Regions from separate parts of the Mus musculus genome. Here region 1 is linked to region 2. A link is a loop called in an ENCODE intact Hi-C map of the cell type or tissue named here. Cell type or tissue: left cerebral cortex. All regions are shown on one strand. Links, peaks and the distances in the headings refer to the core of each region. The heading gives the core; the rest is flanking DNA.

Evidence for each region. A loop is a pair of places that touch in the nucleus more often than their neighbours do. Peaks named below come from ENCODE experiments on the same cell type or tissue, not always from the same donor. Only the 100,000 strongest peaks of a DNase experiment are listed, where the experiment ranks them.
Region 1: it touches region 2 in a loop (8-fold over the local background); 5 of 42 quality-filtered maps call a loop at or near these places.

What each region holds. Positions count from the first base shown.
Region 1 is chrX:70,324,108-70,335,668 of GRCm38, reverse strand. No RefSeq gene overlaps it. Among named protein-coding and RNA genes, the nearest start is that of Ids, 35 kb to the left of the region's middle. In left cerebral cortex, for the core only: a CTCF peak has its summit at 5,025 (motif pointing right); DNase peaks (open chromatin) are centred at 5,027 and 6,963.
Region 2 is chrX:70,155,752-70,167,312 of GRCm38, reverse strand. No RefSeq gene overlaps it. Among named protein-coding and RNA genes, the nearest start is that of 1700111N16Rik, 18 kb to the right of the region's middle. In left cerebral cortex, for the core only: a CTCF peak has its summit at 6,104 (motif pointing right); a DNase peak (open chromatin) is centred at 6,101.

The DNA.
Region 1 (11,561 bases), core at 1,316-9,315, 170 kb before region 2:
CAGAAGGTTCAAGCCTAGCTGGGCTGCAGAGTTCAAGGCTAGCTTAGGCAATTTACTTAAACCCTCTCTCAAATTTTTGAGAAAGTAAAAAATAGACTTGGTGATAAGACAAAGTGTACAATGTTGTCATTTATGCATCAAGCCCTTAGTTTAAACCCCAGGACAAACAGTAAAAACAAAACCAGTATCACCAAAGTTTACTTGAAATAACTTTCCTTCTGTGTTATATATTATAGAGCCATAGTCTACCTCCTTTTTATTTCTTACATTCTAATTTAAAACATGATTTTTATTTTGCATGATTTTCCCCCTCCTCTCTTGTTTTCTCATGCTGAATACTCTTTTCATATAGTTTTTGTTGAAAAATCCTTTTTGTGCAGTATTTTCTAATTATGATTCCCCTTCTCTGACTCCTCCCCGATCTCTCTCTCTCACCTCCCCCACCCACCCAATTACCTGCCCTCTCTTTACCTCATCCCCTTCTCTAGGAAGCAAAAAACCCAGGCAAACAAAGAAAATCAAAACAAATCAAAATTTATAAAAAAGCAAAATGCACAACACATACACACACCCACACCCCACAAAAACACAAAATAGGAAACCATAATATGCAAGCAAAAGCTCAGTGATGCAAAAATGCCCAGAGCAATATGAGATTAAAAAGTCTACAAAAGTACCATTGAGTTTGTTTTCTCTTGGCAACTACTCCTTGGCATGCCTGCTGTTAAGAGTGGTTAATATACCCAGTGAAATTCCACTGGAGAAAACTAGTTTTCCCTTTTGTAAAGAAGGTATCAATTGCAGATAACCTCTTAGTTAAAGGAGGGAGCCTTTGTCCACTAACCCTTGTCAGTACTGGGACACCATCAGACTTGCACATCTTGTCATAGACTCTGTGAGTTTGTGTGTCATCCCTTTTGTGTCGGTAAAGTACTGTTTCCTTGTAGTCATCCATCCCCCTGGCTCTTGTAATTAATCTCTCTGCCTCTTTTTCCTCATAAATTCCTGTGCTCTGAGGGGAGAACTTTGTGAGTGCCGCAGACCCTCTGGATCCCTTTGTCTGCGTGGAACGGGCCTCTGGGGCAGGTGGGCAAAGGGCCTGCAGCATGTGAGGACATCCCACTGAAGACCAACTGTCCCACAGTCTCTGACTCTGTGTATTGTCCAGTTGTGGGCCTCTGTGTTAGTTGCCATCTACTGCAAGAGAAGCTTCTCGGATGGTGAGCGAGTGAGTCTCTGATTTATAGGTACAGCAGAATGCCAGGAGGATGCACCGTACTGTTCCTTTAGAACAGCACTGGTATTTGATTCTCTCCTAAGCCCCATGGCATTTCTCAGGTTCTTGTCCACCCTGGCAGTGCCATGCATGGGTTTCATCTGATTGAGTGGTCCTTAAGTCCAACTACAGAGTGGTCCTAACTGGTCCCCCACTCTTGCAGCAGTGCTGTCCAGTTCACACAGTTCTAAAGAGAGGTTTTGTAAAGTCTAATTCTTGTCTCTCTACTACTTGTACTTTCTTCCTGCTATCCCTGGATAAATCAGTGACTTGCCATTACTGTGGGGACAAATAGAAAGTTCTTTAATCTGGTCTTGGGACAGATCCTTTGGCCTGTACCAGCCTGCTACATATTCTAAAATCTACTCCAACTGGGGCCAGCTTTATCTTCTGCAAGGGCATCCTTCCCTTTGACTAAATCAGACTACAACATGCAGCATTTGCATCCCACTTCTTAGGTCTCAGCTAACTGTGCTTTTATATTCATTTCTTCAATGACTTCATTTGCATCTGTTTCCCTGGTTTGGTCAGTGCTATGAGGGCACAGCCTGTCTGTACTCTTTATTGTCTTCCAGGTCTGTGATCTTAACTTTTTAAATCCTATTTTTAATAAGGGTTCTTACACATGTTAACCCCCCTTTAAGCCCACTACGTACCAGAGGTAGTGGAAAAGAAAGGTTATTAGGATATGGGGGAAGTGGATCTGTTTAGAAATTGTTCTTTGGAGCAATCCCATGTGTGTTGTCAGGAAATCAGCAGTTCAGTTCACTGGTCAGCAGCAGCTCGATCCACCAGCAGACCAGTTCAGTAGTGTCAGGATAGCAGCAGGGGTGGTATGACCTAGCAGAAATAGTTAGGCCTCAGTCGAATCAGCATGAGTCAGCAGGAGGAATTAGGACCACCAGGAACACAAGTTCTCGGCTGTGCCTCTCTCAACTAAGCGAAGACCAGCAAAGACTCGAGACAAAGAAGTGCCAGCAAAGCCCCTCACAGTCTGTTGAGTCTAATGTATACTCCCTCCAAATATTACCTATCTTCTATGCTTCTTGCCTCCCCACGTGTCTTGCCTTAGCACAAGAGTCTGTCTTAGCAAAACTCCACATGAGTCTGCATCAGCCGACATCACTATCAATTGGCCAGAGCCAGAGTCCTTGGAAGTGGCAAGAAGCTGCCAGCACATCAGACATTCTTTGGTGTGTTTTTCTCTGAGTCCCAACAAATGGAGCTCAACAACGCAGACCAACACATGAGTGTCATTAGCAAAGAATCCTTCATTATGCATCCTTTTATTGGCTTGATTTAGCAAAACATCCTTTCATCTGTGCCTTCTTCAGTGAACCGTTCTTTCAGGAGTCTGCCTTAGTGAAACATCTCTTCACCTGTTTCTGCTTCAGCAAATGTTGCTTCCTATTTGCCCCAGCAAAATACCATCCAACACAACCGACTCTCCAAAGAAAGCAGAAGTTTCCACTTCACAGGTCCATCATTATAATGGATACCTTATTTTCCCTAAACTTCTGTCGCTGACTCTTTAGGTTGTTTCCAGTGCAAATTCTATTGTAAATTATAACATGGAGAATTTCACTATGTGTTCATCTTTGCATGCCTGTGTGTTAACATATCTCTAACAGATAAACTTGTGGAGTGTAATTAGCTAGTTCAAGGCATGCATCAAGGACATGAGTCAATATTTTGGCAACTAAACTTGCAAATGCTTTCCTCTATTTGGGAAACTCCTGATATTGTCCTGTTGGGCAGGAGGCAGAGCCCACTTGCTAGGGTGGAGGCACAAAATGGCAGATGCTCATGTTCCTTTGCCATTGTAATGAGACTATGCTGTCAACAGTTCATGCTAGAGAACCATACAATCTGTGTTTTAATATCACAAAAGCTTGTTTTAAGTACATTTATGATGTTGTGTTGGACCACAATCATGGTTATCCTTGGGTATATGTGGCCCATGGACCACAGGTTGGACATGCCAGTGAGGGAGTTCTTTTGGGGACCAGAGGGCAGGTATGTGACTTGTGACCTAAATTCTCCTCGAGGTTGCAGTAGGAAGCAATGGTGGCATGACTCTGTAGTAATGGTGGCTACCATTGTTCAGCAGCAGCAATGAGTATTGCTGCTAAATATTTTTTTGTGTCTGTGACTTTGATGGTAGCTGTTGGCAGCTTCCTGACCACTTTTGTTCTTGCCCAATATTGAGGTCTAAAACTTTGGCCTTTCCTGGGATTTTGTAAGTCACTCAGTAAAAACAAAATAAAGCAAATCAAATCAAAGCAAAGCAAACAGCCCCAAACAATATGAACCACAAAAGAACAGCTTTTCTTTTTATATTAACTAAAGCCATCGAGCTTTTAACACAGCATATGCATTTAGAAACATGGACTCCAGTGCCAAATTGACCTCCAAAGACGTGGCCCAAATTCCCATTCCAGTTCAGTGGGGCCCACACATTCAGATTTCTGGGTCTTTCCTCTAGTGCAATCTATGTTGCCTTGCAGTGATTTGTTTCTTACCCATTCTCCTACATTAAGCCTTTAACCTAGAGCCTGACACATGTAGTCATCTATGTCTACTAAATTAATGAATGAAAGGAACTGTTTTTAAAGTGCTCGAGGCAGGTCAAAGGCAGCATAGTCGGAATTACTAACTGGGAATTGGGAGGATATCTCCACTCAACTCCCTATTCTGAAGTGGGAGCTAGTGTCCAGAGGAGGTAAGTGACTTGACCAAGAGCATAATTAATTGGCCAGGTTGAAGCAGCTATCAGAGCTGTGTTTGCCAGGTCTATTAGAAGCCTACCTCCAAGTCCTCTGTGTAGGAGCCTATAAGGACTGCTGCAGCTTTCACAATGTTTTTGTCCTATACTTTATGACCAAGGGGTAGATTTTAGCTAAAATGATGTGCAGAGCAGTTGGCTCAAAGCTGTGGAGCTGCCAGAAAATCAACCTGGAAAATGGGGAAGGCTGGCAACCACCCGTTTGGAAAATTGCCTTTGTATGTGACTGGAGGGCATGCACATGTGCGTAAGGATCAAGCACTCTCCTTTCCGTGCTAGATTTTTCATTTCCTTTTTTTCTTTGTATTGCTTTCAAATCAAAGGGAAGCCATGGCAGAGAGAGAACCTCTTGCCCTGAGCTACATATATGAAAATGAAGGAGGTTATGGGACGGGAATGTTTTCAATAATGGATTGGAGGTATGGCCTTTTATAGGAAATGAAGCGAAACTGTTACTAAGCCGATGCTGAGGGACTGAGGTGGGATGGGATGGGGGAGGGCTACTAATTTCAGTGAATTGCCCCCTCCCCCAAGATTCATTTATGTACAACCAACTGGTTGGTTAAGAATCAATTTTAGACTGAATGGGCAGTTGCTTGTCCTACTTAAAGGACTTAATTTTTTGACATTTCTATTGCCACAGCTTGATAGAAAAATATTCATAAAGTCAAGTCCGTTTTGAAGAGAACATCTGTAAAATTGGGTCAGCAGATATGTTAGACGATGGAATGAAGGATGAAATACAAACCTGTCTGGTCTGTGCTTTATAGCAACAGGGAAGTGCTTTGTTTCCAGGGCGAGCACTTGGATTGGAGCCTTTTGGCTCTGATGGCTCGGACCTGCCACATAACCCAGGTTCAGAAGCAGCCAAGGGGCACCACTGCCTTCAGCCTTGGCTTTCTGGGCTTAGCTCCAGCTCAGAGGCAGAGACAGCATGTGGTTCCTCAAAGAAACCACTGGAGGCCGCTGTGGCACCAAGAACTCAGGAAGGGTGCCCAGCTGGTGGCAGAGGGTGTCTCTAAGGAATAATGACTGTCACACACACTGACTGTTCTTGAATTCTAGTCCAGGGGTTTAAAGACACTGTTATGAATTAACATGAATAAAATATTCGGTAGATTAAGCGAAGGTCCTGGCTCTCCTGGGGTTGTTTTCTAACTGCTAACATGCTTTATACCCCTCTGGGACTGGGTCCTTTTTGCAGCCCAGAGGCATAGGTTTTATCTATGGTGAAAACGTCCTCCCCAAATGACACAAAGGTTGCTGCTGCAGCCTGTAGTATTTATACTTTTGTAAAACAGGATATTATGCTGTCTTCTCTGTCAGCCATTATTGGCAGCAAGTACCAGCCATCATGTGGACCAAAGAAACAAGCTTGCCTGACTGAATGTTAGACACCTCATTAATATGATTTTTAGACGAGCAACAAAGAATTTCTTGATATAATACATCCTAAATGTTGAATGAGTCATACCTACATAGAATAATTCTTTATCTTCGTTTCAAATTTATCTTACTATTTAGTATTCTTATTGATAAAACCTGTTCTTTTTACACAGGAAGCATGTGTGGCTATTGGGAGTTGCCCTGGGGGAACTTGGAGTCAAGACCATCAGAGCTGAAGTTAGGCGTAGGAGGGGAGAGGGATTGTGTGAAATGGGGACTAGGAGGAGGGAGGCTGCGATTGGGATGTAAAGAATAAATAAATTGATGGGAAAAAAGACTTCTGTTCCAAGATGGATGTGTGTGTGTGTGTGTGTGTGTGTGTGTAACATGCGTTGGTGTATGGTGCATGTATAGAGGATGACGAGCAGGAGTCTGGGAGTCTGTTTTCTTCTTCCACTCTAGGATCTGAGGATGGGACTCAGGTCGTTAGACTTGAGCTTTACTCACTGAACCATCTTGCTAGCCCCACTTCCTTTCTTTCTTTTTGGTTATGCTCTTGCCTTAATGTTACACAGGTATGTTGGCTTTGGGTGACTTTATTTTAAATCCCACTGAAATGCAGGGTTCAAATTCAACTAATGGCCATGATTCATTGGCTCTGAGAGACCTGTGCATAACTCATGGTATTGTTAGAATACATGAGACTATGTGAACTGACAGATTGTAGCAAACCTGAACACCAGAACAGTTATCCTGTTGTACCATCACCCTGATTTTGTCTGGTCCTCAACCTTGGGTGTACCATCTAGAGAATGAGTAGTGAGGCTGGGATGGGAACAAGCTCTGGGATGAGGCGCTTGTTCTCATTCCTGGATGATTTTTCCTTCAGTAGTCATGGCCTTATCAAAGTGAACTTAGTGAACTGCATGGATTTTGTCGGAGAAGGAATCAACTTGGAAGTACTAGTTTGAAGCATCTTTGCTGCCCTTCTAACAAGGTGGCAGATTGAAGACAGGTGTGATAGAGCTCAAATATTTCCTCTCTTAAAGTGTAATGGGTAGTTTTAACTGTCAACTTGACACCACCTGGACTCATTTGGGGAAGTAAGTTTCTATAGGGGATTGTCTGGATTAGGTTTGCCTGTGGCCATTGCCCTGGTTACTTTAATTGATATGGGAAGACTCAGCCTGAGAGTGGCTGGCATGTTCCCTGATTTGGGGCCTGGCCTGTCTAAGAAAGGCAGCTGAATATAAAAGCATGCATGCATTAATTTATTCGCTCCTGGGTGTGATGTGAGTATGTGCTTCAGATTTCTACCTTGGCTTTCCTGCAGTGAGCTAGAACAGACCCTGTTTGCCCTCAGTCGCTTTTTGTCAGAGTATTTTACCACAGCAACAGAAATAAAACTAGAACAAAGGCTTTGTGAACTCTCATTGTTTCTCACTAAGCCTGCTGCCTGGGCAGTTTTCCATGTCTTCCTCTCTTGCCAGGCTGCAGCTGTTTACCATGCAAGACTGTAACATGCATGGGGTAGGACTGAATTTGCTAAGACTAAAGGCAGACCCTGTTCAAGGCACCATCTATTAAGCCACTCAGGGTAGTGCAGATAGTGTTGTCCCAGGGGATAGTCTGAAGAAGTCCAGTTTGGCCAGAGGGCCTGCAGTAGCTTGTTTGGCTACTATTAACCAGCTTGCCATCTCGGTCAAGTTTATCTTGTAAATCCACTTCCCTAAATCAATGGCCTCCATTAGATTGGAACTAGAGAGAGGCTGCAGCATCTGTGAGCACTTTGGCAAATATTTGAATAAGCTTATGTGTGGGATCTCAGGAGGAAGAGCATCAGTTTTGTGACGATTTTTTTTTTTTTTTGCCACTTAGCCCCAGAGCCAACTGAGTGAGAGATTTTGAGGTGTTTCATCTTGCCCAGAGGTACTCGTTCTCTCCTTTTCTTTAATCTGTTAATGTAGAGTACAACCTATGCTTGGCCCAGCCATGATAGGCTTAGAAGCTTAAGAGTAACCTGGGGAAAGATGGACTATCATAAGATCTGGGCCTTTGGAGTGACACTCCATTTTCAGCTTTGATCACTGGAATACTTTGGTGGAGGGAGATGGGAGGCTGCATATATTGGATGAGAAAATGCAGTAAGATTGAATCAACATGTGTGTCAAAAGAGAATGAGTAGCCTGAGCTACAAATAATACTAGGACCCTAGCTAGTCATCTCACTGTTTTCTGCTATAGAGTATTTATCTGTGACATGGTGTAGCCTCCCCCAGCCTTGAGCAGGCTGGCTCAGACCTGTTCTGCTACTGTGAGCTAGGCCACCTAGGGTGGAGTCTTCTGACCTAGATAGGTCTATTGTTCTGCCACTTCTGCGGTTTCCTCCTAGACACCACTACCTGCTGAGAGGTTGAACCTGTTTTCCAGACACTATCCCTAGGAAAAGAGTTCTTGGTGTGGTGGGGGATGGGGTTCCCCCCTCTTTAAGCTCAGACTCTTAAGTAAACTTTGGGCCTTGATCAGTATCTTTGTCCTGGTCTCATTATTTCTCTCACCTTTTTTCTCCCATGAAGCCCCAGCCTCCCTTTCAGGAACTCGGTTTGTGTAGCTGCAGGCAGCTACAACATGTATTCTCTTGGAGTCACGTGTGAAAACAAGTAATTTGAGAGGTTGTACTAGTTAGGATTCTTCAGAGAGACAGAAGCAATAAGAAACATATTATTTCACCTATACACACACACACACACACACACACACACACACACACATCACAGACATCTATGACAATTCATTTGTGTTAACAATTTGCTTATGTGGTGGTCTGCTGACAGTGTCAGACTCTCTAGGGTGGAGGCTTAGAAAGTTTATTGCAGCTTCCATCTAATGGATCTCTGCCTTCAGATAACACAGTCTTTTTCTCTTAAGAGTTTGAATTCATTGAATGATTCTCAACCACATTATGAGTGGTACTCTGCTTTACTAAAAAAAATAGAATGATTTAAATAAAAATGAAAATGAAATGCACCTTCATGAAAAAGCTAGGTAGATGTTTGACCAAAAGCTTAAGAATCTATGACCTAGCCAAGATGACACACATGATGGATTATTATGGAAGTGGGCTCTGAAATACAAATAGAAGCTGGGCGTGCTGGTACACAGATTTTTTTAAATAAATAAATTAATTTATTCAGTTTATATCCCTATCACAGCACCCCTCCCTTCTCAAAGTCCCATACTTATAAATCTCCCCCACTACCCCATTCCTTTCTTCTCAGAGAAGGGAAATTCCCCCTTGGGTATCATCCTACCCTGGGACATCCAATTGCAGCAGGAATAAGTATATCCTCTCCCAATGAGGCCCAACAAGGCAGTAGGGAAAGGGAATCTAGTGGCAGGCAACAGATTCAGAGAAGATCCCCACTTCAATTGTTAGGGGGCCCACATGAAGACCAAGCTGCACATCTGCTACTAATATGTAGGGAGCCTAGGTGCAGCTCCTGTATGCTCTCTGGTTGGTGGTTCAGTCTCTGTGAGCCCCCATGGGCTCAGCTTAGTTGACTCTGTAGGTTTTCTTGTGGTGTCCTTGACCCCTCCAGCTCGCTCAGTTCTATCTCCCACTCTTCCAAAAGATTCCCTGAGCTCTGTCTGGCATTTAGCTGTGGGTCTCTGTCTTAGGGTTTTACTGCTGTGAACAGACACCATGACCAAGGCAAGTCTTATAAAAAACATTTAATTGAGGCTGGCTTACAGGTTCAGAGGTTCAGTATATAATCATCAAGGCAGGAGCATAGCAGTATCCAAGCAGGCATGGCACAGGCAGAGCTGAGAGTTCTACGTCTGCACCCAAAGGCTGCTAGTTGAAGACTGACTTCCAGGCAACTAGGGTGAGGATCTTAAGCCCACACCCACAGTGACACACCTATTCCAATCAGGTCATACCTATTCCAACAAGGCCACACCTCCAAATGGTGCCACTCCCTGGTCCAAGAAAATACAAACCATCACAGTCTTTGTATCTGTTTCCATCCACTGCTGGATAAAGTCTCTCAGGAGACAGTTGGGCTAGGTTCCTGTCTGAAAGAACAACAGAGTATCATTAATAGTGTCAGGGGTTGTCACATGAGTTGGGTCTCAATTTGAGCCACTTATTGGCTGGCGATTCCCTCGGTCTCCACTCCATCTTTATCTCTGCATATCTTGTAGACAAATTTTGGGTTGAAGGTTTTGTGGATGGGTTTATGTCCCCCTCTCTATACTGGATGTCCTGCCTAGCTAGCTACAGGAGGTGGCCACTTCAGTCTCCATATCCCCTGCTGGTAGGAGTCTCAGATGTGGTCCCAACCATAGACTCTACAGAGACTCCCTACATCCATGGTTTCCAGCTAGTCCCAGAGATACCCCTACTGATTTCAATTCTCATTCCTAGCCCTCTTCAACTCCCCTCTCTCCTTCACTCTCCCTCCCTCAATCCCCAGCACCCTTCCCCTCTTCACCCTCTCCCATCATGTTCCCTCCCTCCATTCACCTCCAATGACTATTTTATTTTCCCATCTGAGGTCACACATCCTCCCTTGAGCCCTCCTTATTATTTAGTTTCTTGGGTCTGTAGATTATAGCAAGATTATTCTGTACTTTATGGCTAATGTTCACTTATAAATGAGTGTATACCATGGGTATCTTTCTGGGTCTGAGTTATCTCACTCAGGATGACATTTTTTAGTTCCATCCATTTGCTTGCAAATTTCATGATGTTTTTGTTTTTATTAGCCAAGTCGTATTCTATTGCATAGATGTACCACATTTTCTTTATCTGTTCTTCATTTGAGGCGTATCCAGGTTTCCAGTTTCTGGCTATTATGAATAAAGCTGCTATGAACATAGTTGAGCAAGTGTCCCTGTGGTATAGTGGGGCATCTTTTGGTCATATGCCCAGGAGTAGTATAGCTAGTTCTTGGAGTAGAACTATTCCTAGTTTTCTGAGAAACTGCTAAATTCATTTCTGAAGTGGTTGTACAAGTTTGCACTCCCACCAGCAATGGAGGAGTGTTCTCCTTGCTCCACAAATTTGCCTCAAGCTGTCACTTGAGCTTTTGATCTTAGCTCTTCTGATATGTGTAAGGTGGAATCTCAGGGTTATTTTGATATGCATTTCCCTGATGACTAAGGGTATTGAACATTTATTTAAGTGCTTCTCAGCCATTAGAGAATCCCCTGTTGGAAATTATGTTTAGCTCTGTACCTCATTTTTAAAAGGGCTTCTCACCGTTTTTAAATTAATTTATTAACATCCCAATTACTGTACTCCCTCCCAGTCCCCCATCACAGGGTCCCTCCCCCATTCCTTTTTTTCCTCTGAGAGGATCCCCCCATCTCCCGGGGTATTTCCCACTCTGGTTCATCAAGTCTCTGTATGGTTAGGTGCATCCTCTCACATTGAGGCCAGACAAGGCAGCCCTGTTGGCGAAAGGATTCCACAGACAGGCAGCAGCTTTATGGATAGCCCTGCTCCAGTTGTTGGGGTACCCACATGAAGACTGAAGCTGCACATCTGCTGCATATGTGTCGGGGGCCTCAGTCCAGCCCAGGTATGCTCTTTGGTTGGTGGCTCAGTCTCTGAGAGCCCCAAGGGTCCAAGTTAGTTGTCTCTGTTCGTCTTCCTGTGGAGTTCCCATCCCCTTCAGGACCTGCAATCCTTCCCCAAACTCTTCCCTAAGAGTTGCCAAACTCTGTCCAATGTTTGGCTGTGAGTCTCTGAATCTGTTTTGGTCAGCTACTGAGTGGAGGGCAGTTCAGATAGACTCCTGTCTGCAGGCATAACATAGTATCATTACTAGTGTCAGGGATTGGTGCTCACCCATAGGATGGCTGCAAGTTGGGCTGGTTATTGGTTGGCCATTCCTTTGGCCTCTGCTCCATCTTTGTCCCTGCATTTTTTTGTAGACAGGACAAATTTGGGGTCAAAATTTTTGGCTGGGCAGTGGTGGTACATGCCTTTAATCCCAGCACATGGGAGTCAGAGGCAGGGAGATTTCTGAGTTCAAAGCCAGCCTGGTCTACAGAGTGAGTTCCAGGACAGCCAGGGCTATACAGAGAAACCCTGCCTCGAAAAACA
Region 2 (11,561 bases), core at 1,575-9,574:
TTAATATTAATCAAGGGTACAAGAATCAAACATGTCAGCCAGGCATGGTGGCGCACGCCTTTAATCCCAGCACTTGGGAGGCAGAGGCAGAGGCAGGCAGATTTCTGAGTTTGAGGCCAGCCTGATCTACAAAGTGAGTTCCAGGACAGCCAGGGCTATGCAGAGAAACCCTGTCTCAGAGAGACAGAGAGAGAAAGAGAGAGAGAGAGAGAGAGAGAGAGAGAGAGAGAGAGAGAGAGAGAGAGAGAGAGAGAGAGAGAGAGAATATCAAACATGTCCTTCACCTTTGTCCTTGCCCACCACATCAGCAATAAATGTAAGAATGTGTCTGCATTACTACACATAGTAGGCTTTTACTTCATGTCCATGTATGTTTTCTGCACTATGTGGAACAAAAATGGCACTGAGATACTGGGGAATTTGTTTCCCACAACAGGTTTTAAAGCAGTATCAAATTATTATAGATGGGAGGATACAATTTTTACAAAGCTCATCCTGGGTGTTCCTTCTTTGAAGCAAGGCAGTGCCTTTAGGAGGACACTGTTGACAATACTAAGGGACCATGTAGGCTAGGCAACTACTCTACTATCTTTGTAGCATGGTCAGCAGGCTGGCATGCTGGAAGGAAGGTTCAACAGAAGGAAGAATATTGAGGTTGAATATTCTAATGATCTCTAAGTTTCATAAGATGCCGGGAACTGAACATCAGGTTGTTTCTAGTTCAGTGCATGCCCTGGGTTGAGTAACGTCCTACTCTTTGGACAATACACTCTCTATATAAGGTTGTTAAGACTTGCAATGATGTTTTAAAATTCAGTTGCATTATTCTACTGAGAACCATAGTTTAGGAGCTGAGGGCCACAAGTTCTACTAATGTATCAGAAGGAAAATGACTGGTTTAGTGTTGAAAATGCAGCATTTTGAAAGAGGATTTGGCTGAATATTATGGCCATGTTGTTCTACCTGCCTGTGAGTGCATGAGGATGGGAAGAAGAGGGCAAGAGTTACTGTTTCACCATGGCTACTGCAGTAACTGTAGTTACCCATGCTTTAGTATCAGGAGTCATTTCATTTAACCTCTTTACTGATAACCCAAAGAAAGAGGAACAGGGAAATTGCCGATGGTCATGCAGGAGGCATGACAAGTGGCTTTACAGCTCATAAAATGCAGCCCACTGGTTAGCACAGCCACATGGGTGGGCCTCCATGTAGCATGATTCGAGGACCACATGTCCTGAGGACTTCATGCTGTTATGGAGTTCTGTTCTGCTTGCTGCCCTCACATCCCTCTTAATCTAAGAATTGTATGAAAGCTCTAAGTGACTTCCAGCCCCTCACTGGACAGTATCTCTGGCACTCACAATAGTGCTTGATCTCTTTCAGGCATTGCTGCTGGAGCAGATTTATGATTCAGTCACCACCCTAGGAAAGAACTTAGACATATAGATAGTCAGCAATGACTGTCACCCTTAGAAGGCATTTGGAAAAATAGAATTGTTAGTGAAGCTAGGTCGAGATGCTTTTACTAATGGCTCTGATGTAAAACTTCTTAAGGACCAGTATGAAGTTCAGAAAGGCACACTCTTATTAATTAAACTAGGGAGGTTTTATGGTTAGGGAACAAGAACAGTGGCAGCACTGGCTGACATGACTCTCACTAAGGCTGGGCTGGTGATAACTGATTTCTTATACCCATTTTTGCTTCAGCTTCCTGTATGATTTAACAAGAATTGCTGATGAATACATATGCACTCCTAGGATTTAAAGTATATATAATAAGATTACTTTTAACGATAAATAAAATAATTAATCCTTTCTTTATGACCACAAATTGCTGCCTGCAAGTAAGAGAAAGTGACTGAGAAAACTAAGTTGCTTGCTCATACTTTGTTAATCTCTAAGAAGTTGCTTAGTTAGGAATGCGTGTGGGTTCTTGGGAATAATTTGTTTTCTTTACCTGTACTATCTAATATTATTTCTTGTAAAGGTGTTGGGAAACATATTGTTTTTTCATAGTTATTCACTAAGAAAAGTAGAATCCAAACACATTGTAATCTTATACTGCTTGAAAGATTTTGAGATATATAAGCTATGTAAGAAAAAATAAAGTTGTTAGAACTTTATTCCATTCATCAAATATGTATGTATGTATATACACAAAGTTTGTGTGTATATGTGCATATGTGGATATGTGGATATATGTATGTGTGTGAAGTGCTAGGAGACTGCTTATGGGAGCTTTGTTCCATTCATTCTATGTGTGAATGCATGTATGTCTGTCTGTATGCATATGTGTATGCATCTATAGGTCTGAAGTTATTAGAGTCTGCCTTTTGTTTCCACCACTCTGTGTATGTGTATGTTTAGGAATTTTCTCTGTTTCCTTTTCTTACCCTTTAGCCCCTAAGAGTTAAAAGTGTTCGGAGTTTTTCACTAGCCATAGGGAGTGCCAGCCCCAGCGAATCAAGCTTTGTTCCCTCAGAGAAAGGTCTGCTGAGTAACTTCTCTAACCACTGGCTGCCATAGGCTGTAGCCTCTGTTGGCTGCTCTCTGGACTGATCCCGGTCAGTCGCTCTTAGTGCTGATCCCACTCAGACTTCACACCTCACTGCCAGCCTCAGTTTACCCCCACCCCACCCCAGATGTCAAAGCAAGTCTTTTATATCCCTGACATTTTTTTGGACAGGAAATAAAGAAGATGTAGGCAAGAGATAGTAAAGGAGTCAGAGATGTCTTCTTTATAACCTAAGAAGGCACAGGAGTACTTGTGACTTGATGTTTATTGATGACCCATGGCTCCCAAATAAGGGAGTTTGCTGGATTCCTATCACCCATTACCTGTGGATTTGGCCCTCAAGGAGACTGAACCTAAAATGTTTTCTAGACTTGAAGAAAAAAACTGGTGAATTCCTCAGGGCTTTAGGAACTTTGAGCAAATCCTCCATAGAGTGCTAAAGGGATGGTTGAAAATGTACCTGTCTGCAAGTCTTATCTTCCATGCACCTATACACCTCAGTGATGTTGTACCAAGTTCTGAATGAAAACTGTCTAGATTTTGGAGTCAAACAGCCAATATGTCCATTTCTTTTTCTTGAGGCCCTGCATTGGGTAGGCCTCTGAGAGTAGGTACTATGCACAATGGATATGGCAAGATATAGAAGTGTTTGTACTCTCAGCACTGACATACAATAGGTCTTAATCTGAAATGCCTATTTGCCAGTCACTAGTCCCCCTCCAATCTACTACTCAAGACAAAACTACCTAATATCCAAGGTACTGAAGGTTTCTTCTGCACTGGGGAAGATATAGTAACATGGGGACACATGCTACTGTTTAGTCCTTCTTAACACTCAACTACTACAAGTTAAGATGGTATCTACTGGCCACTCTTGGCATTGTTGGTCTAGTTGTAAGCATCTTAAAGAACTATGTGATTTTTGGTTGTTGACGTTCACAGACACCAGACACCATAGTCTCTGGATCTTGATCATATACGTCAACCTTCTGTGAAACCTTTTTCTATCCTGTACAGATGGGGTTTGCGGAATATGTGGTTGAGGAGCAAGTCTAGGGTAGGGTGCAATAAGATAGCCTGTTCTCCATGGCTTATCCCTTCCAGTACAAGAGCCAACCAAAAGATTAGTTCATCAAATAAAATAGACAAATGGTTTGGGGTAATGGAGTAATAATGATTATATTGCTCCAATAATAAAAATATAGATGTGTTGCACATATACATTGATCATATGGGGAACATCAGGTCTGTCAGCAGGAACACTGGGAAAAGACCTGCTGAAGAGCCCTGGATTCTATGGCAGGAGAACAGCCATCTTGAAGAACCTCAGTGTTCCAGGGAAACCTTCATTTGGAGAGCTCATTATTTTACACGCTCAAGCAAAATAAGACATCCTCATTGACCTTAAATGAGTACATCCCAATATTCACATAACTTGTGCATTCATAGGACAAATTTAGAACAGCCTTGGGAGGCTCTTATGGCACTAGGAGAAGCAAAACTAAAGGTTCAAGAAGTGCAGATCATCAAGTGGCCCTGTGTTCAGATTCTTTGTGATATAACCCTATGCAAACATTACATGGTGTTTCCAAGCCCTACTAATAGATGAGGGGCCTGCCAGGAATCCAGGCCTCAGGTTAACCATAGTGTTCATGCTTTTTCTGCCTTTAGACTTTTGCTCTCATGATGATTTCTGACAGATGTCCTGCTGCCTTTTCTATTGCTTTTTATCAAAGCCTTACTCTGCCAAAAGACCTTCTTATATGACATTTCTTCTGGAGACCATTCATCTACCATTTTCCTTTCCTTTCTATGTAAATTAATATTATCCTATATTCTGTAACTCTTTAAGACCTCGGCAGTTCTATTTGGAAATTTCCCACTGTGTCAGGGCCCTATCTCCTTTATTACACTCTCCACTTTTTGTATGTGAGTACCATGCTTGCCTTGTTTCTAGAATTCTCTATGCACTGACCTGGCTCTACTTAGAGTATGGTATATAATATGATGAACTCTATTTTGAACTCAGTGATTCAAACTCGGGCTGATGGGAGGGGGCTGGTACGGTGTCATTTGTAGTACTTTATTTTCATCCTGTTACCTGTCATGTAACCTGTACATTCTGATGGAAATACAGCATGGCCAAGCTGTACTTAGCTAAGCCAGTCCTTTGCTACTGCTTCTTTGAAGAAATAATTGCCAGACTAACACCCTTTTTAGGGTGGCAACAGGCTTTCATATGTTCTGTGCCACGTCTGTTATATAAATGATTGACAACATGGATTCATGGCTTAATGAAAGGTAGTGCCTCAAGACCTTTTATTTTTTAATTCTGGTGATCTTTGCAAGGTCCAAAACAATTTGACTGCATAAACTCACAGCACTCTATTATTAGAATGATCACAGTAAACAAGTAGCCTAACCCTTGCAGTACAATATTTAACAGTACAGGGAATGTATACTGTCTGGAGGGTCATACAGCAAACCTATGGTATGGTAACTAGAAACACAGGGTCTTTAACTTTAGTCCTTTATCCTGCCTCTGCTTGCTGATCACTCTGCTGGCCAGCCACAATCAAGAATTAATGTGGACTGTTGGGGAGATGTCTATCAAAGGGACTTGGATATCTTGGGTTCATGAAATTAATAAATTCCTTTCTAATATTTATTTATAACCAATACAATAGGTGAAATCATACATACACATATAGGTAGTTTATCACATTTTATAACTGACTGATATAGAATACAATCTTAATATGTGAAACAAATTGTTACAAATAATTCACTGGATTGCATATTTGATTAAGTGTACATATTGGTAAGAGAGTTAGAATTCTAAGATGCCAGAGCACAATGAAAGAAGCTTCATGGCCAAAATTCTGACTGCTGTCATTGTAGATATGTCTGCAACAAGACTGGAACACTTGGATGCTTTTATAGCCTCTACAGACTAGAGCAACCCCTTGGAGTTGCTTTGCACGACATCTACTAATGACAGGCACTTGCTTTCATTCACTCTTTCATTTGTTGAAGCAACCATTAGGTACACGCCGAGCTATGAATGAGGACAGCTACTGCCATGTGAAATCCTCCGCTCTTTAAGCCTGGCTGTGAGACGGTACTGTTCCAGTTACTCCTAAAGACAAAATTCTGTACCTTAAAGGGGCCATTGTCGTGTTATTTATAGCAGTAGTCTGTAGATAGCATGTGAACACGACTGCTGAAATCAGTCAGGGGCATTATTAACAGATTATATAGCAATTACAACAGTTGGCTGTGAAGATATGTACAAATATAGAAAATGCTTATGGTCAGTTTAATAGTAGTTTATACAAAGCAGGACTGTCTGGTGCACTGGCATACTCATTAAAAAAAAAAAAAAAAAGAAAGTGAGTACCTTGGAAAAGAGCCTGAGCACAGATTCTTCACGATGGAAATGATGACTCAGTTTTAGGGAATGATTCTGAATACTCCCACCTATTTTCCCAATTGAATAGGATGTTGCCCGAGTGATTCTACCTATTCATTTAAAGGGAAACAAAGCCCAATGTCTGCAGTCCACAGAATATAGTGCAGTTTTGGTGTTCTGCCAGCAGATGGAGATGCCCCACTTTCTGTTTTCCAGAAGGCAAGTTACAGAAGGAAAGCTTTAGTATCTGTCAGAAGGTCTTGCAGATTTTCTGCGTTTTAATTCAAATATCCAGTTATGATTTTTTCCAGTACCCAACGAACCCTGAAAGTTATTTTTGATCAGGCTACATGGCTCCAAGGGAGCAGATCCAAGTTTTATAGGACCTGTAGGGAGCCTCTTTGAGAAAAACATTTCAAAGTTACAAATGCAAAATTAGATACTGATCTTTGAAAAGGATTTCTGTGAAGATGGCCCATTTACCCGAGTCTTCATTACCTTCCAAATAATCAATCAATTGCTGGTTTTATACAGTCTGGCCTAACAATGATAGGCATTGCCATGGAAAGTTCTCTGTGGAATTGGGCATGTTCATTCCTATCAGGCATTGGTAAACAGTTGTCTTTCTTGATCTTTTCAACATAATGACTAATGTCAGATACAGACTCAGTGAATGTCAAATGAGAGGAAACAGATACATAGTAGCAGCCAGGGTAGGACATGAACCTACCTTGTCTAGAAGGGGGAGTTTGATAATGATGCCTCTTTACCTGATTCTTCCTAGACCTCCTCTGGCTATCTGGGTGGCAATGACCCCAAGCAATAGTCTGTTATACTTTTAACCTCATAGCTGCCTGATTCAATTAATCTCCAGCTCCCATGAGTTCTGCATTGTGGAGTCTTATTTATACAAAGGGTTGGACAGCTTGAAAACCACATAAAACATGAAATATGTAGGAGGTATTTTTCTTCAAATTAAGCTTAAATTTGAATTGAAATTGAGATTGATACAGACAAATGGTCAGATATTTTTCAATTTTATCTAATCTTCTCTCATATATTATTATATCTAGGCTGAAGTTTCTTTTCTCTCCACTCCTTCCAGCTCACTTTCTCTTCTTCCTCAGATCTTGTAACTTGATGTGACTTGTTTGAGAATCAGTCATATCCTTAATTCACATTAATTGTCCTGTTTCACTTCATTCCTATGTTATATACACAGGTTTATCTAGTGTCTCCTAATGCTCATTAATTCTAAACCTTGGCTATTTTATTCTTATCTTTTTATCCATAGGACTAGTCTCCTCCCTTCTCACAGCCATGGCATCTCCATGAAACAATATGCCACACATTTGTTCTATTCTGTGTTGGTCAGCCAACATTGATATTTGGCTTTTACGATTTTTATAACATTTCTAGTGATAATCTATACTGAATAAATTCTTCATTGTTTCATTGTTCTGATTCCCTATGTATTTAATCTAAGGAAGGCACACACACACACACACACACACACAAAGAGAGAGTGAGAGAGACAGAGAGACAGAGAGAGAGAGAGACAGAGACAGAGACACAGAAACCATAAATTTGATTTTTACTTACATAACTATCCAGACTAATACCAGATGGGGAGAGAAATTTCTTCATAAGTCATTTAGAAGTCTGTGCTAAATAATTTTTTGCTTTAACAAAAACATTTAAAAACATTTTGTGTTAACATGGGTATCTCCAACATGTCAAGCAGAAGAAAGAAGCAAGCAGAATGCATGTTTGTATTTGTATTGAATTGGGCATCAAACTGGCATACCTTGTGCTCTTTTTTTTTTCACTATGCAGTTGTAGGATGGCATGGAATTCTTGATCCTTTTTGCCTCTATTTCTGAGTGCTGGAATTATAGGTATGCACCCCTGCACCTATTTTATTTTATAGGGCACAGGGATCAAACCTGGTGTCTTGTGCATGCCAGGCAATGACTCTACCAGCTGAGCTGCACCCCAAGCACTGCTTCTCTTCAGATTTTATCAGCTCAGTCTCAGTTACATAGCTGTGTAAAATCACAAGGGGGTGTCTGGGTAATGTTTTACTGGATATAAAAGAAAAATAAATAGAATAGTCAACAAGAATTATATAATCTGTTGCATCAAATACAGTACAGCAGGCATTAGAGATTCGTCAAAGTCTCATCAGACATTAATTTTTAATATTTTAGAGCAAGTGCATCTTTATTTTTTCTCTCTGAAACCAACTTTATAAAAATGACAAAAACAACATTTATATTTAAATTAAAATGAGGAAATAATGAATCATGAATCACACAGTTAATATTGGTGATATGTATGGTCAACAATATAATGAAGGTATAGTGATTTTACTGGAGAATAAATATCTTTACAGATCTGGGAGACAACTAGTAGTGCACAAGTTTCTCTGAAATTAGCAATTTACTGTAAGGGGAAATTGGCAAACATTTGTTGGAGATATAAGATCTGGGTGAATGCATGGCTGTATAAATATTCCCCAAATATTCCTGAATATAATAAATTGACAGGTAGAATTGAGATGACACAAGAGAACACTCACAGATACTGTATCAATGTAAACTTGCAGCACGTGGGAGAAAAACTGTAGGTGTTAAGCAGCTCTGTAGCAGCCATCCTTCGTGAGCAAAACGGAAAAGAAAAAATTTTATTCTCTGTATCACACACAAAGCACTCACTGATAAGTGGATATTAGCCCAGAAACTTAGGATACCCAAGATATAAGATACAATTTGCCAAACGCATGAAAGTCAAGAAGAACGAAGAACAAAGTGTGGACACTTTGCCCCTTCTTAGAATTGGGAACAAAACACCCATGGAAAGAGTTACAGAGACAAAATTTGGAGCTGTGGCGAAAGGATGGATCATCTAGAGACTGCCATATCCAGGGATCCATCTCATAATCAGCCTCCAAACACTGACACCATTGCATACACCAGGAAGATTTTGTTGAAAGGACCCAGATATAGCTGTCTCTTGTGAGACTATGCCGGGGCCTAGCAACCACAGAAGTGGATGCTCACAGTCATCTATAGGATGGAACACAGGGCCCCCAATAGAGGAGCTAGAGAAAGTAACCAAGGAGCTAAAAGGATCTGCAACCCTATAGGTGGAATAACAATATGAACTAACCAGTACCCCGGAGCTCTTGACTCTAGCTGCATATGTAGCAGAAGATGGCCTAGTAGGCCATCACTGGAAAGAGAGGCCCATTGGTCTTGCAAACTTTATATGCCTCAGTACAGGGGAACACCAGGGCCAAGAAGTGGGAGTGGGTGGGTAGGGGACTGGGGGGAGGGTATGGGGGACTTTTGGGATAGCATTGGAAATGTAAACGAAGAAAATACCTAATAAATAAAAAAAAATACATACAAAGAAATAAAAGAAAACACACCTTGCTATCTTCTCCTGTAAAACTACGAATTTTGGAGGATTTTACTAAGAATCAAGGATTTTCTGCTATCCCATGTCATTGCCCTGGCCCCTCTTTTACAATATATTGTTGATACATCTGGACTAAAAGATTTTTGCTCACTCAAGGATGACTACTAATGAAAGAGGGCAAAGATATCTATATAAAAACACCATGAAATTGTGACAAATAATAAGGATACAGAAGATAAACTAAGCTTATATAATATTAATATTTTAAAGTTACATTTACAAAAATTATGATCTGATATTGATCAAACAACTCAACAAAACTGTCTCTTATGAATTATGAGCCTAATGAAGAAAATATCAGGAAAAGATAAAAATGAGTTTCCTGTTTTATATACAAAGTGGATAACAAATTAAAATTATTACAGAGCTTGTCACTAAATTATAAATAATGGTGTCTGAGAATGTACCATCAGATTTACTAAAGCACCAGTAAGGACTGGTAGAAATAGATGACAATCTTTAGATAATTGAAGAAAATGAAACAGAAATTCTAAAAATGATTAGAGAAAATTATAGAAAGCAGGCAAAGTAGAGATAATGTAAGCATATATGTATTTCCTTTTAGAAAAAAATTAAGTTACAAAAATACTAGAAAATATATGTTAAAAATATTAAGGGAGAATTGAATATGAATTTTAAAGGGTAAACTATATCTTATGGAAATTAAGATTAGTAAGCATTTAATATAATCTAGTACAGCTTCCTCAATTTTGTAGAAAGAAAGTAATTTGTGAGTATCAAGAAAAAAATTATCAAACAACATAGAACCATAAAATAAAAACACAGGCTAGCTACAATGACAAGATACACTGTACAATTTGCATCAAATTTATCATTCAAATAATGAAGGAATATAAAAATATAAACTAATTTAGCTGTAGATATTCACAACAGTAAAAAATAATTGTCCAGGATTTACCAAATTAACACGGTGTATAATAACCTTACTGTTTAAATCCACTTAATTTATACCTAATCAATAAGGCAAACATTTCAAGGACTCATGGAATAATAACAAGGTTAGAGGATATAATTCAAAAGTGAAACATTCTCTTTTTTCCTTTCTTTTAATTGGATACTTTAGTTGTTTACATTTCAAATGTTATCCCTTTTCCTCCTTTCTCCTCTGCAAACCCTATCCCATCCCCTCCCCTTACCTTGCTTCTATGAGGGTGCTCCCCCACACAAATACTCCTGCCTCACCACCTTAGGATTCCTCTACACTGGGGCATCAAGCCTTCACAGGACCAAAGGTATCCCCTCCCATTGATGCCAGATAAGGCCCTTCCAACTCCTACAGTCCTTCCCCATCTCCTCTATTGGGGTCCCTTTGCTCAGTCCAATGGTTGGCTGCAAGCATCCTCATCTGTATTGTTCAGGATCTGGTATAGCCTCTCAGGAGACAACTGTATCAGGTTCCTGTCAGCAAGCACTTCTTGGCATCAGCATTATGTCTGAATTTGATGTGCGCATGTGGGATCCATCCCCAGGTGAGGCAGTCTCTGGGTGGTCTCTGTTTCACACTTTATCCCTGTATTTCCTTTAGACAGGAGTAATTCTGGGTTAAAATTTTGGAGATGGGTGTGTGGCCCCTTCCCTCAACATAGGGAGGGGGCATGCCTAACCTCTGGATAGGGTCTCAACAGGTTCTCCCTCCCCTTTGTGGGGTATTTCAGCTGATGTCATCCCCGTGGGATCTGGGAGTCTCTTGCTTTTCTGGCATCTGGAACTTTCTGGTTGCTACCCCCCAGTTCTCCATTCCCCATCCCTACACACCTCTGTTCAATTTCCTGACCCTCTGTACATCTCCTCCATCTCCTCCCATTCCTGATTATGGCCCTCTTCCCTCACAATTCTCTTCGTCCCAAGCCCCTCTTCTAAGTAGGACTGAAGCATCCACTCTTTGGTCTTCCTTCCTCTTGAGCTTCATGTGGTTCATGAGTTATATCATGAGTATTCTGTACTTTTTGCCTAATATGCACCCATCAGTGAGTATATACTATGTGTGTTCTTTTGTGACTGAGGATATTTTCTAGATCCATCCATTTGCCTGTGCATTTCGTGAAGTCATTGTTTTTAATTGCTGAGTAATAATCCATTGTGTAAATGTACCACATTTTCTGTATCCATTCCTCTGTTGAAGGACATCTG